Linked DNA regions of Homo sapiens: region 1 is linked to region 2. A link is a loop called in an ENCODE intact Hi-C map of the cell type or tissue named here. Cell type or tissue: Caco-2. All regions are shown on one strand.

Region 1 (8,000 bases), 51 kb after region 2:
GTCTACTTATTTGCAAAGCGAAGAGCACCAAATGCCAACTTTTATTTTATTTTATTTTATTTTATTTATTTATTTTTGAGATGGAGTCTCGCTCTGTCGCCCAGGCTGCAGTGCAGTGGTGCGATCTCGGCTCACTGAAAACTCTACCTCCCGGGTTCAAGCGATTCTCCTGCCTGCCTCAGCCTCCTGAGAAGCTGGGACTACAGGCGCCCGCCACCACGCCTGGCTAATTTTTTTGTATTTTTAGTAGGGACGGAGTTTCACCGTGTGTTAGCCAGGATGGTCTCAATCTCCTGACCTCATGATCCGCCCACCTCAGCCTCCCAGAGTGCTGGGATTACAGGTGTAAGCCACCATGCCCAGCCTTATTTTTATTTTCTTAAAGACAGAGTCTCGCTCTCTCAGGCTGGAGTGCAGTGGTAAGACCATAGTTCACTGTAGTATTCAACTCCTGGGCTCAAGTGATCCTCTTGCCTCAGCCTCTTGAGTAGCTGGAACTACAGGCACATACCATGGCACCTGGCTAATTTAAAAAATTTTGTAGATATGGAGGTCTTGCTATGTTGCCCAGGCTGGTGTTGAACTCCTGGCCTCAAGCAATCCTCCTGCCTCTGCCTTCCAAAGCACTGGGATGACAGGTGTAAGCTACCATGCCCAGCCCAAATGTCAGCTTTTAAAAAGATTCCTATACCATAATCATTCTACAATTGCCATTTATAATAATGTATACTCATGCATTCTAATACACATCTGTTATGATAAAATGAATTGGATATTTTGAGTAAAGAATGACTTTATAGAAATTCAACTGATTAGTGTTAGCCTATCTGTTTTTTAAATTTTTTTTTTTTTTTTTTTTTTTGAGATGGAGTTTCACTCTTGTTGCCCAGGCTGGAGTGCAATGGTGTGATCTTGGTTCACCGCAACCTCCGCCTCCTGCATTCAAGCGATTCTCCTGCCTCAGCCTCCCGAGTAGCTGGGATTACAGGTGCCCACCACCAGACCCAGATAATTTTTGTATTTTTAGTAGAGATGGGGTTTCACCATGTTGGCCAGGCTGGTCTTAAACTCCTGACCTCAGGTGATCCACCCGCCTCGGCCTCCCAAAATGCTAGGATTACAGGCATAAGCCACCACGCCCGGTCTTAAATGTTTATAATAATAGTGAGAGTTGAAAATCTAAACATGATGTTTCTTTTAGTCATTACCCTAGATTGTTTGTTTACATGTGTTACCCACCTTTGTCTTTTCCAATTTTAACTATGTGTTCCCGTTCTGGTTTTTTTTTTTTTCTTTTTTACATCTGGACAAAGTATTATTTATGACGAGGCAAAATATTTGATTTAGAAGTTTCTGCTCTCCCTCTCCCTCTCCCTCGTCTCCTCTTTCCACGGTCTCCCTGTCCCTCGTCTCCCCTTTCCACGGTCTCTTCCTCGTCTCCCCTTTCCACGGTCTCCCTCTGATGCTGAGCAGAGGCTGGACTGTACTGCCGCCATCTCGGCTCACTGCAACCTCCCTGCCTGATTCTCCTGCCTCAGCCTCCCGAGTGCCTGGGATTGCAGGCGCGTTCCGCCACGCCTGACTGGTTTTCGTATTTTTTGGCAGAGACGGGTTTCGCCGTGTTGGCCGAGCTGGTCTCCAGCTCCCGACCGCGAGTGATCTGCCCGCTTCGGCCTCCCGAGGTGCCGGGAGTGCAGACGGAGTCTCGCTCACTCAGTGCTCAGTCTTGCCGGGGCTGGAGTGCAGTGGCGTGATCTCGGCTCGCTACAACCTCCACCTCCCAGCTGCCTGCCTTGGCCTCCCAAAGTGCTGAGATTGCAGCCTCTGCCCAGCCGCCACCCCGTCTGGGAAGTGAGGAGCGTCTCTGCCTGGCCGTCCATCATCTGAGATGTGAGGAGCCCCTCTGCCTGGCAGCCCAGTCGGGGAAGTGAGGAGCACCTCTTCCCGGCCGCCATCCCATCTAGGAAGTGAGGAGCGTCTCTGCCCTGCCGCCCATCGTCTGAGATGTGGGGAGCGCCGCTGCCCCGCCGCCCCGCCGCCCCGTCTGGGATATGAGGAGCACCTCTGTCTGGCCGCGACCCCGTCTGGGAACTGAGGAGTGTCTCTGCCCGACCGCCACCCCGTCTGGGAGGTGAGGAGCGTCTCTGCCCGGCCACCCCGTCTGAGAAGTGAGGAGCCCCTCCGCCCGGCAGCTGCCCCGTCTGGGAAGTGAGGAGCCCCTCTGCCCTGCAGCCGCCCAGTCTGGGAAGTGAGGAGCGTCTCCGCCCAGCAGCCGCCCCGTCTGGGAGGGAGGTGGGGGGCAGCCCCCGCCCGGCCAGCTGCCCCATCTGGGAGGTGAGGGGCGCCTCTGCCCGGCCGCCCCGTCTGGGAAGTGAAGAGCCCCTCTGCCCGGCTGCCACCCCGTCTGGGAGGTGTACCCAACAGCTCATTGAGAACGGGCCATGATGACGATGGCGGTTTTGTCGAATAGAAAAGGGGGAAATGTGGGGAAAAGAGAGATCAGATTGTTACTGTGTCTGTGTGGAAAGAAGTAGACATGGGAGACTCCATTTTGTTCTGTACTAAGAAAATTCTTCTGCCTTGGGATGCTGTTAATCTATAACCTTACCCCCAACCCCGTGCTCTCTGAAACATGTGCTGTGTCCACTCAGGGTTAAATGGATTAAGGGCGGTGCAAGATGTGCTTTGTTAAACAGATGCTTGAAGGCAGCATGCTCGTCAAGAGTCATCACCACTCCCTAATCTCAAGTACCCAGGGACGCAAACACTGCGGAAGGCCGCAGGGTCCTCTGCCTAGGAAAACCAGAGACCCTTGTTCACATGTTTATCTGCTGACCTTCCCTCCACTATTGTCCTATGACCCTGCCAAATCCCCCTCTCCGAGAAACACCCAGGAATGATCAATAAATACTATATAAAAAAAATAAATAAATAAAAATTAAAATTAAAAAAAAGTTTCTTTGAAATACACATAGATTTATCAATACTTCCTTTCTATAAACTTTCAAAGGTTCCTGCAGTCATAGACATTTTGAAAAATGAGATGTATAGAATTACCTTGATGTGGTTAGTTTGGTTTGGTCTATCGCCTTTCTTAAAATACCACATTGCTTTCTCAGCTGGCCACCAAATATCACCAGAAAGTTATTAGTTCATCTGATTGGTAGACGTATTAGGGTTCAGAGATGTTCAGATTCAACCTTAATTGACCTCATGCAATTAAATTCCCCATAAAAGGAAAATGTCCACAAAATATTTGAATGTTTGTACTTTCATGATACCTGAAATTCTCAAATGGTAATTTTTTTTAAGCTAGGCTTTTGTTTCTACTACAATTTGGCTTCTAACATTTCCCATTATGTTCATGTGTGTCTGTGTGTATATACTTAAAGAAGTGCTAAGGCCAGGCATGGTGGCTTATGTCTGTAATCCCAGCAATTTGGGAGGCTGAGATAGGAGGAACACTTGAGGCCAGAAGTTCAAGACCAGCCTGGTCAACATAGTGAGACCCTTGTTTCTAAAAAAATTTTTAAATATTACCCAGGTGATATGGTTTGACTGTGCCCCGACCCAAATCTTGAATTGTAGCTACCATAATTTCCATGTGTCATGGGAGGGACCTGGTGGGAGGTAATTGAATCATGGGGGCAGGTCTTTCCCAGGTTGCTTTCATGATAGTGAATAGGTCTCACGAGATCTGATGGTTTTATAAAGGGGAGTTCCCCTACACATGCTCCCTGTCTTGCCTGCCGCTATGTAAGACGTGACTTTGCTCCTCCTTTGCCTTCTGCCATGACTATGAGACCTCCCCAGCCGCATGGAACTGTGAGCCCATTAAACCTCTTCTTCATTATAAATTACCCAGTCTCAGGCATGTCTTTATTAGCAGTGTGAGAACAGACAAATACACCAGGCATGGTGGTGTGTGCCTGTAGTGCTACTCAGGAGGATGAGGTGGGACGATTATTTGAACCTAGGAGTTAGAGGCTGCAGTGAGCTAGGATCATGCCACTGCACCCCAGCCTGGGTGACAGAGTGAGATCCTATCTCAAAATAAATAAATATTAATAAATAAAATAAAATAAAGTAAGTATTTACTAGGTGATGTATTTATTAGATATGTATTTATCTGATAATTTTCTGAAGATATAATTTGATAGGGTGGGAGGAGGAAAAGGTAAATATGACTTCTAAAACAAAAAATTCTATATGCTGAAATCTTTGCTGAGTATCTTCTTGTTCAAGAAGAGAGAGTGAGCATACTTATCAACCTTCATGCTTTCTCAAGGTCCCACTGAAATGACTGAAACTATTACCCATCTGTTGTCTGTCTGTCTATTAATCTATCCAATGAAACCACAGTGCTGGACATCAATAAAGGAATCACAGAGCGTGAAATACATGCTGGTAGAAAGAAAGCAGATGGACAAATATGAAAAGCAAACAAAAGTAAAAACAGAGGAGGAGATTCTAGAGATAAGAGAGGGCTGGAGAAGCTCCAAGCTCAGAGTCATCCAACACAAAGGACAGGGATGGGTCAGAGGGCACCCATCAGAGTGTTTATTTAAAGTTCTGAATTCAGGACTTTGGAACCCCCTTCTTCAACTAGAGCTTTTCCTTCTCCTCTCTTTCTTCTCTAGTCCACCGTGCAATTTCAAAGCAAACATGGGCAAATTATGGCAAGTGGATAAAACCAAATCATCTCTAAAGAACCCTAACCCTTTAGAGTAAGGGGATATAGGTGCTGGGCCTAAAGAAAAAAGCTGGAGGTAACCCTGGGCCTGAGGAACAAAGGCTAAGTAAGACAGCTTTGCTCAGGTGTGAACTACACCAAAGTTCTTTATTCCCTAACAATCTTGGGGATCTCTAGGTTGCCTGGTCTATACAATAGGGAAGGCTGCCTGACAGCACTCCCACTCACTTACCCAGTGTATGCACAGAACTCCCTCACTTAAGAAAGAGTCCCGAGAAACCCATGCTATCTGTGCTAATCAGCTTTGTCCTTGAGCCATAGGTATTGACATGGTTTGGCTCTGTTTGGCTCTCCCAAATCTCATGTTGAATTGTAATCCCTGGGGATTATAGGGGAGGGACCTGGTGGGAGGTGACTGGATCATGGAGGCAGATTTCCCCCTTGCTGTTCTTGTGATAGTTAATGAGTTCTCATGAGATCTGGTGGTTTTAAAAGTGTGTGGCACTTTCCCCTTCACGCTGTCTCTCTTCTGCTGTGTGTGAAGAAGGTGCTGGCTTCCCCTTTGCCGTCTGCCACGACTGTAAGTTTCCTGAGGCCTCCCAGTCATGCTTCCTGTACAGACCGCAGAACTGTGAGTCAAACCTCTTTTCTTCATAAATTACCCAGTCTCAGGTAGCTCTTTATAGCAGTGTGAGAATGGACTGATACAGATATAACACTAGATATTTGATTATGCCAATTTCAGAAAAGGGAAGGATTAATATGAACAAACAGAACAACAGATTCTGAAGAAAATAGATATAACTCAGGGAACTAAAAATAACTAAAAAAAAAAAAAACCCCTTTTTTTAGTGTTCTCGGAACAATTTAGGATGATATGGATGACATTACATTCCTAAAATAAGAACAAGTTGTTGTGACCCAAGAACAGTCAGAGAACAAGAAGAGCTCCTGATAATTAAAACATGAACTTTTTCTTTGAGACAGGGTCTCGCTTTGTCACCCAGGCTGGAGTGCAGTAGCATGATCACGGCTTACTGCACCCTTGACCTCCCAGCCACCAGGCCTGGCTAATTTTTTTATTTCTATTTTTTATAGAGATGGTGTATTAGTTGTTATTTCACTGTTATAAAGAAATACTGAAGACTGGGTAGTTTATAAAGAAAAGAGGTTTAACTGGTTCACAGCTGCACAGGCTCTGTAGCAAGCATGGCTGGGGAGGCCTCAGGAAACTTATGATCATGACAGAAGGCGAAGGGAAGCAAGCACATCTTACAAGGCTGGAGCAGGAGGAAGAGAGAGAGGCAGGTGCTGCACACTTTTAAACAACCAGATCCCAGGATAACTCACTCACTGTCATGAGAAGGGCACAGAGGGGATGGTGCTATAGCATTCATGAGAACCCTACTCCCATGATCCAAACACCTCCCACGAGGTCCCACCTCCAACACTGGGGATTACAATTTGACATGAGATTTGGGTGGCAACACAGAGCCAAACCATTTAAGATGGGGTCTTGCTATGTTGCCCAGGCTGGTCTCAAACTCCTGGCCTCAAGCAATCCACCTGCCTCAGCCTCCCGAAGTGTTGTAATTACAGGCATCAGACACTGTGCCCAGCCTCTGAAGACCTTTTTAAACTACAGATTGCCGGGCCCCAATTTCAAGGATTCTGATTCAGTAAATCTGGGGTGGGACTGGGGATTTTGCATTTTTAACAAGTCCCCAGGTGGTGCCAATGCTGCTGGTCTAGGGACCACACTTTGAGTAGCAAGAGGTAAACAAAGCTGATTTGAATTTTGGCTTTACCCACTACAGGCTGTATGAGCTTGGGCAAGTTACTCAATTTTTATGCCCTGTGGTTTGTTCAACCTATGACATGAGAGTTATTGTAGTTCCTGTCTTTTTCAATTATTGTGAAGATTAGACGAGATAAGGTATGCAATTAATACACTTAATACAGTGTCTAGCACATACCAAGAAGTCAATGAGTGTTTGCTGTAATTATGATGAAACCATACTTTTCTAATGGCTGATCAGGTCTGAGAGGCCGGGATAGAATGTCAGCTGCGGGAAAATAAGATTCTAATCATTTCTTCTAGATCTCATTCTTGCATGAAAATCTCCTTTAATACTGGACCAGCAGAGAAAAATAACTAGCTAGCTAGCTTTAAATCATGTTTCTCACCTGGTGCAGTGGCTCATGCCTATAATAGCAGCACTTTTGGAGGCCAGGCGGGTGGATCACTTGAGCCCAGGAGTTCAAGACAAGCCTGGGTGATGTGGCCAATCTCTACAAAAAGTACAAACATTAGCTGGGTGTGGTGGCCTGCACCTGAAGTCCCAGCTACTCCAGAGGCTGAGGTGGGAGGATCACCTGAGCCCAGGGAGGGTTCAGGCTGCAATGAGCCTCGATCATGCCACTCCACTCCAGCCTGGACAACTCTGTTGAAAAAAAAAAAAATGTTCCTAGAAATGAAGTACAAATTGAAACGGATGCAAAGAGAGGGTTATAGGAGCACTTTTATGTTTATTGCTCTCATTTGGAGTAATTTCAAGTTTAAAAAGGAATGTGGAAATTTTCACAGATGACATCTGGGTTTGCCTCTCTTTTTCAAGGCCTCGGCCTATCAGTTGAATTCAGCACATTTTCACTTTGTGCTGTTATCCCTCAGCACAGAGGGAACATGATAATTGATAGGAGGCAGTTATGGATGAGCAGGGACACGTGCATGTGAAAGAGGTGAAAAATGAATATTTTGTTCTCAAGAAATGTATAATCTAATTTCAGATAACAGCCCTTCATGAAATAGTGACATGAAATGCCAGGCAGGGTGTAGTTACACTGAATAGGAAATTTGTATTAGATTATTCACAAATAGTCTAGAAGATTCAAGGATCACTTGACGATCAGGTGGGATTGCTTGGGAATGGATGGAAAGTGCCCCCCACTTTCCTGCTACCCTCACATAGTAGAAAACATGCTTTAAAAAGGTATGAGGATGAGGCCAGTCACAGTGGCTCACTTTGGGAGTAATCCTAACACTTTGGGAGGCCAAGATGGAAGGATCCATTGAACCCAGGAGTTGGAGAGCAGCCTGAGCCACACAGTAAAACCCTGTCTGTACAAAAAATACAAAAATTAGCCAGGTGTGGTGGTGCATACCTGTAGTCTTAGCTACTCCAGAGACTGAGGTGGGAGGATCACTTGAGCACGAGAGGTCAAGGCTGCAGTGAACTGTGATCATGTCACTGCACCTCCAGCCTGGGTGACAAAGTAAGACTCTTTAAAAAAAAAAAAAAGGTAT
Region 2 (8,000 bases):
TACTTATATATTGAATAAATAGGTCCTTACCTTTATCATAATAATTTTCCTCCATTTTTAACCACTATAATAGTCCAGGGCAACATCAAATACGTATTGCTCCCCTTTCTGCATTTATGTTCATATACATCAATTGATTAATAAAATTTCACTTATAAAGTATGGCTGTGGATACCACTTTTGGCAACTATTTGTAGTTGAGAAGTCATGGGACCATTATGGCTCCTGCCCCATGTTAGTCTAAGAAATTATTGACTTGGCACGGTGACTCGCACCTGTAATCCCAGCACTTTGGGAGGCTGAAGAGGGCAGATCACTTGAGCCTAAAAGTTTGGGACCAGCCTGGGAAAGATGGTGAGACCCCATCTCTACAGAAAGCTGAAAAATTAGCTAAGTGTGGTGGTGCATACCTGTGGCCCCAGCTACTTGGGAGGCTGAGGTGGGAGAATTGCTTGAACCGAGGAGACTAAAGCTGCAGTGAGCTGTGTTCATGCCACTGTGCTCCAGTCTGGGTGACAGAGTGAGACCCTATTTCAAAAAAAGAAAGAAATTTCATCATTTAATTCAAACGTTGAAGTTTGTTGTTGTTGTTGTTGTTTTTGAGAGCGTCTGCTATTGGTGCCATGTGGCAAAGATATTGTGAAGTTATCTTTAATTTCTGGCTATGTTAAACTTTTTTTGAATGAAAAGAACATGGTGAATAATGCCTTGTATTGGCACTCAATATGTATTTGTTAATTCATTTTGAACTTAATTAATGCATACTATCTATTGCACTCTTTCTGATGTTAAAGGGCAAACCGTGGGGGGATACAAAGCTGAATAGATATAGTGTGGTTATAGAGGAGCTTAAAGTACAATTTTGGAGATAAGACAACACACTTAAAACATAACTTTCAATAAAACTCTATGTCAATCAAGCACTCTAGCTATAAATTGTGAGATGCGGTAAATCTCTTTGAGGGAAAATAATAATCCTTAGGTTCTAACAACAGGTCGTTTGTATGAAATTATTTAAAGATGTAAAATATTATACATATATTTATATGCACAAGATAAGACAGAGGAAGACGTAGGGAGGGAGAGAAAGAGAGGAATGTTTTGATTAAATAACAGACTGCTGAGTCACGTTTCCTGAGTTTAAATCCCACTTCTGTTACTGGCTGTGTGACCTTGGGCACAGTTTTTTGATCTCTTTAATTCTCAGTTTTTGGTGAAATGTGAACAAGAATAGTCTTCTTCATGGTATTATTGTAAATATGAAATAAGATGTATGTAAAGTACTGGACACACAACTCATATGCACGGAATTTTAAGGTTTTTTTTTTTTTTTTTTTGAGACAGGGTCTTCCTCTGTTGTCCAGGCTGGAGTGCAGTGGTGCAATCATAGCTCCCTGCAGCCTCGAACTCCTGGGCTCAAGTCATCCTCCTGCCTCAGCCTCCTGAGTACCTGGAACTACAAGTGTGCATCACCATGCCTGGCTAATTTAAAAATTTTTAAGAGACAGGGTCTCCTTTGGGAGGGCGAGGCGGGTGGATCATTTGAGGTCAGGAGTTCGAGACCAGCCTGACCAATATGGTGAAACCCAGTCTATACTAAAAATACAAAAAATTAGCAGGGCATGGTGGCAGGCGCTTGTAGTCCCAGCTACTGGGGAGACTGAGACAAGAGAATTGCTTGAACTCGGGAGGTGGAGGTGGCAGTGAGCCGAGATCGTGCCACTGCACTTCAGCCTGGGCAACAGAGCGAGACTCCATCTCAAAAAAAAATTGAAAAATAAAATAAAGAAATAAAAAAAGAGAGTCCCACTATGTTGCTCAGGCTTGAATTTTACGTATTAATATCTAATATTTGCTAAGCACCTGCTGTGTCAGGCAGTGTTCAAAGTTTTATTATCATTATTATTAATTTTATTTCATTTTATTGTTTTATTGAGACAAGGTCTTGCTCTGTTGCCCAGGCTGGAGTGCAGTGGTGTGATCACCGCCCACTGTAGCTTCAATCTTCTGGGCTCAAGTGATCTCCTACCTCAGCCTACCAAGTGGCTGGGACTACGGGCATGCACCACCAGGCCTGGCTAATTTTTTAATTTTTTATAGGGATGAGGATTTTCCATGTTGCCCAGGTTTGTCTTGAACTCCTGGGCTCAAGTGATCTGCCCACCTTGGCCTCCCAAAGTGTTGGGATTACAGGTGTGAGCCACCGCACCCAGTCATTATTATTTATTATCTCATTAAATCCTCTCAGCAATCCTTGAGTCGGTGTTTGTTTCACAGATGAACTAACAAATGTGACTCTTTGCACAATGTTACCCATGTGAGTAGCTTTTGCTCAGTAAATTATTCAATCGTTCATTAATTGAATTGTGCAAATGTCATGAGTGACATATCTAATGTACTGAGCACAAAAATACTGGTATGTTAAACGGAGTGCAGCCCTACTGTTTGTTGTCATGTGTTTGTACATGCCTGGTGCCTTTCCCACTTCGGAAGTGGGGCAGAGAACCCAGGGGAACAGTCTGAGGTAGGCTCTGGATTTGGGGCAAAGGCTGCCATTGTCATCTAATGACAGTGTTCCACAGTTAGAGCTGCAGTTGCTGGAGAGCAGCTTCTCCCTTGTAATTAACCGTTTGGCTGCTGAGCCTAGGGTGGCTTTGAAAGACACCCAGGTGACAGTGGGGTGCCTGTGGTCCCAGACTGTGGAATTACACGGAGTCAAGAGCTAAATAGCCTCTCCCATCTACTCATTTTCTCTTAAATTACATGTGATTAGGAATATAATTACCACTCCTTACTCTTCCCCCTCAAAACACTATTTTCCTTTCTTCGCACAGCGCTTTGATAGGGAAAAAAACAAACCAAGGTTGTGCTCAGCGGTGGGCAAGGCTGAGGATGGGAGCGAGAAGCCAGGCGGTGACAGAGGGGATGGAGCCCACCCTCTGTGGCACTGGCGAGCTTGGAAGTTCAAAAACAAAAAAATCCAAGGGCAAGAGTGGTAATTAGAAAATGTATGCAAAACGCTTTGATTATTGAAATCGTACCTGCCTAGGGGTCCTGGGAGAGCCTGAAATGATATGTGTGCTCACGTTAGAATTACAAAGCTCAGCTGTTGATCTTCTTATTTTGGGAATGTCTATCCCTCTAATTACTTTACAGTCCAAATGATTTAAAAAAAAAAAAAAAAAAGAGCAGGGAGCAACAGACAAGCCCAAATTGCTGTGTTTAAAGGAGCAGGGCTGTCTGTTTGCGTGGGGCTGTCTCCCTGTAATGAGAACCACCGCTGAGAGCTGTTTAGACAAACGGGCTCAGCGCTCCGGAGCCGCGCGGGCCTCCAAATGCAAGGGTTTGTTCTGCTGGGGCAGCGTCTGTCGCGAAAGCAGCGGCGGGGAGGAAGCGCAGAGCTGTGTTTTGAATTAATGGGTTCAGCTTCATGTTGAGCACAAGTGGGAGGCTATTTTAGAGAAACCTTCCCAGGCCAGCCGTCACTGATGTGGCAAACTCAGCCTCTGGGCAGACCGGCTGGAAATAGAAACGTCTCCGCTTCACGATGGCGCACGCCCGGACGTCCCCTTCCGAGAGCGGGTCCCCTTTGTCCCCCGAGGCCCCGCCGCCCTGTGTCACGTCCCCACCTCGCTCTGGGTCCACTGATCTCTTGATGCACGCGTCCCATCAGCAGCAGCCGAAAGAGGGTGCTCGGGCGGGAGTGAAATCCCTGTGAAATGTGATCAAGAACACAAAATGCTGAGGCAGCTCCAGCTAACATCAGCGCTCAGTCTCCCCGCCCAGGTGGGATCCTCCAAGCGCCTCAACGCACCGCCCATCCCGGTGCCAGGTGTAAATGCGCCCCAGCAACACGTGGCTCTAGGAGCCGCAGGGATGGCATCCCCTTGCTGCAGAAGACTCAGCCACGTGAGGTCAATGTTCATTTCCGCAGAGGTGCCTCTCTCTGGGGGGGCCTATATGTGAATCCACCTAGGAGGAGCTCGCTGAAGAATTGGTATTATTAAAGATAGCTTAGCTCGAGCAGATTTTCTCACGTTTCTAAGCGACTCGGAGAGGACTTACACCAAAGGCATTTCGCTTTTGCATTGATTTCTTAATTAAAAAATATCTTTCTTTTTCCTTTGGCCCAGGCTGAAAGACCTTGGAATTTCTTGTGAAAGTCCTGGGGGAGGTGGGGGGTGGCGAGGGGGTTTTCAGAGCATTGAAATCACTTTTCTCAGATAACTGGAAAGAGACCCCCAACTTCTTGATGACTACATGGACAGATGGATTCCTTATTTGCAAAATCTTGAGTGTTTCTAACTTGTTCTGGAGAAGGAAGAGCAGATGAAGTCAATACAACCCAGGCACATAAGTTAATTTTCCAAGTTGATGAACTTGGCCACATTTCTACAACATTAAGTCTCCCCTTTGATGCTTGAAGAATTAATTCCCGCCCCCCCAGCCCACCGTGTAAAACATCTACACATATTATTTTTTACTGTTGTTGCTGTTAAGGGAAATTTTTTGACCTAGTAAATTTAAAATCCAAAGGAGTGATATGATATAGTGTATACATAAGATACAATGAATTCTCTGTGATGCAGTTGTATTAATCCATATTCTCAACTGTGATGAGGAAATACATGAATCCTTCCATTTTTTCCCCCATACAAAATCATGTTTGCTTGTTTGTTTGTTTGTTTGTTTTGAGAGGGAGTTTTGCTCTTGTTGCCCGGACTGGAGTGCAATGGCGTGATCTTGGCTCACCACAACCCTCCGCCTCCCGGGTTCAAGCGATTCTCCTGCCTCAGCCTCCCAAGTAGCTGGGATTACAGGCATGCACCACTCCACCTGGCTAATTTTATATTTTTAGTAGAGACGGGGTTTCTCTATGTTGGTCAGGCTGGTCTTGAACTCCCAACCTCAGGTGATCCACCCGCCTCGGCCTCCCAAAGTGCTGGGATTACAGGTGTGAGCCACTGTGCCCAGCCTAACAAAGTAACTTTTTTGTTTTTGCTTTTTTGCTTTTTTTTTTTTTTTTGAGACAGAGTCTTTGCTCTGTTGTCCAGGCTGGAGTGTAGTGGCACGATCATAGCTCACTGCAGCCTTGACCTCACTGGCCAAGAGAGCCTCCTACCTCAGCCTCCTGAGTATCTGGGACTACAGGCACATGTCACCACACATGGTTAATTTTAAAATTTTATTTTTAGTAGAGACGAGGTTTCATTATCTTGCCCAGTATGGTCTTGAGCTCCTGAGCTCAAGTGGTCATCCCACCTCAGCCTCCCAAAGTGCTGCGATTCTGGGTGTAAGCCACCACATCTGACCTGTAATATTTTTGGTATTTATACAGTATCATGCTTTGCAAAGAGCAATCATATTTAATAATTTAATTTCTTGCCTTCCCGCTTAATCCTCTGGAAAAGTTGGACTGCTTGTGTGGTAAATTCCAGTTTATAGGTGGGCAAGATTGTTGTGTGCTTGTTACCTTCACTTGGGCCAATGGGAAAGAGGTTGGAAACCACCTATTGATCATGTCTAATTTGTGCATATTTCCACTGACCTGTGTTGCCAACCCTGACACAGGCCAGGCTGTGAACCAATTATACCTGAGATCAATAGCAGCTCTTCATATAGTGGGTGTTCTTGCCAGACTGACAGTCTGTTAAAGGCAGATGTAATGGCTAGATGCAGAGTCTAGCCAAGAAAGGATTTTGCAGTGCTGTATGTTGGGTCATTAAATATCTGGCATAAGAGAAAGTTAAACTTATAAGATGGTAGCATCACCTCTTGGGACTAGGCAGAAATTTAGTGGATTTTTGCAGAATACCAGAAAGTGGAAAATTTGAAGTTAAATTTGATTTATATATTGAATTTTAAGACTGATAGAATATAACTTTTTCTCTCTTTCCTCCTATCTTTTCCCAAAACCAAATTAAAATGAATGATGATAACAACTGGGCTTTTAAATTATGGTAAGGTCTATGGCCATACCACTCTGAAAATGAACCCCATCTTTTCTGATAAATGATGGTAAGAAGAAAACAGATTAAGACATTATATTGGGAACTTTGGACTTAGGACATTGGAGAATCCTACAAAATGGACCAAAAGATGCTTCTATCATCTGATCAACTTCAGGCTTGGCCCTATGTAGAGAGGCATGCTCTTTCCATTAACTTTTTCTTTTTTTTTTTTTTTTTTGAATTTTTTAGTAGAGATGGAGTTTCACCGTGTTAGCCAGGATGATCTCAATCTCCTGACCTCGTAATCCGCCCGCCTTGGCCTCCCAATCCATTAACAATTTATGGTGGATTTTTTTTTTTTTTTTGAGATGGAGTCTTGCTCTGTTGCCCAGACTGGAGTGCAGTAGCACGATCTTGGTCCACTGCAACCTCTGCCTCCCAGGTTCAACTGATTTTCCTGCCTCAGCCTCCCAAGTAACTGGGATTACAGATGTGTGCCACCACGCCTGGCTAATTTTTGTATTTTTAGTAGAGAAGGGGTTTCACCATGTGGGACATGATGGTCTTGAACTTCTGACCTTAAATGATCCACCCGCCTCGGCCTCCCAAAGCGCTGGAATTACAGGTGTGAGCCATCGTGCCCAGCCAATTTTGAATTTAAAAAAAAAGTTCTGGGCTGGGCATGGTGACTCATGCTTGTAATTCCAGCTCTTTGGGAAGCTGAGGCAGGGGGATCACTTGAAGCCAGATGTTAGAGACCAGCCTGGACAACACAGAGAGACAACAAAAAATTTAAAGAAATTAGCAGGGCATGGTGGCACGCAACTGTAGTCCCAGCTACTTGGGAGGCTGAAGCAGGAGGATTGCTTGAGTCCCAGAGTTCAGGTTACAGTGAGCTATGATCGCACCATTGCATTCCTGCCTGGGAGATGGGGCCAGACTCTGTCTCTAAGAAAATAACAAACAAACAAAATTTCTAGATGGTTGCATTAGCCCCCATTTTCTGGGAAGTAATTTTATCCTCATTTACATATTTTAGAGGTACAGATCCGACCCTTTCCCAGCCCCTTTCACTCCACCCACCCCACATAAAGGTTTACCTAAACACAGCCATCAATCACAGCCCTCCCTTCAGGAATTTCGAGTCTTTTATTCATAAGAGAACAGAGTATATTGTGGCGAAAATGAACTCAGGTCAATCCACCATAATGTCTGTGTGTATAGCAATTGGGCAATCAAGTAAAGAAAATGCCAGCATGGATGATTAGAAATGTAAGCTCTGTATTCAAAACCAGGCATCAGGGGATAATTGTGACAGGGGCCAATTCAGTAGAAAATGATTTTTCTTGTGCCACATATTGTAGTCAAGGGATAATTTTGTTTTTGTTTTGTTTTTCCCCAGGGCAGCCCCATGAATATGAAGATACTTGGAAAGTCTTTACTACAGAGCATGATTTCAGGAATGATGAAACAATAAACGAGAATCTGGTATTAATAATCTGTGGGTTTTAAATTTTATGCCATTCAAAGATGTGAGGACCAGTCATTTCATGTATCCTACAAAGTGGAACATGCCGTGGGACACACAGATTCATGATTCATGAGGAGGTTGGATGTCCGACAGTAAACATTCACACACACAATTTGAGTCTTTGGTGCTTACTGGCTGTACTTTGATAATACCTCATCAATTCAAACCTCTCAAAGCCAGATCTTGGAATGAAACAGGTTGAAAAGACTGAGAGCTGAAGCTTGCCTTTGCATAGTTGACAGCCTTTGCTCAGCAAACTAAGAGTCGCTCATAGTTGATGACCAAATAAAATGCAGAGGATTTGAGAAGCACAAAATAGGGAGGGAGAAACCATCAAGAGGCTAAATACGATTTATTTAAGTTCCCCATCAGAACAGACTTCCTACAGGCCTCAACACAGCAATGTGTTATTAACCCACAGTATGCTCTAGAAAGGACATATGAGCTGCCTTTCTTGTCAAATATCATCTTCTTCCAGAGCACCCCACCCATTCATCTTTTGTAAAGATCAGACTTGG

What was found. Hi-C counts contacts between places; a loop is a spot of excess contacts. Peaks named below come from ENCODE experiments on the same cell type or tissue, not always from the same donor. Only the 100,000 strongest peaks of a DNase experiment are listed, where the experiment ranks them.
Region 1: it touches region 2 in a loop (2.5-fold over the local background); 3 of 110 quality-filtered maps call a loop at or near these places.

The regions. Positions count from the first base shown.
Region 1 is chr10:28,769,751-28,777,750 of GRCh38, forward strand. The region is part of intron 2 of LINC01517 (long intergenic non-protein coding RNA 1517); the gene reads left to right. Among named protein-coding and RNA genes, the nearest start is that of LINC00837, 22 kb to the right of the region's middle. In Caco-2, no CTCF peak of the experiment used is centred here; a DNase peak (open chromatin) is centred at 4,531.
Region 2 is chr10:28,718,825-28,726,824 of GRCh38, forward strand. LOC107984170 (a long non-coding RNA gene) reads left to right here. Exons shown (of 3, transcript XR_001747283.2): 3 at 7,354-7,449. Among named protein-coding and RNA genes, the nearest start is that of LINC01517, 21 kb to the right of the region's middle. RefSeq lists an enhancer at 3,160-3,661. In Caco-2, no CTCF peak of the experiment used is centred here; DNase peaks (open chromatin) are centred at 3,397 and 3,607; H3K4me3 peaks cover 1,177 bases.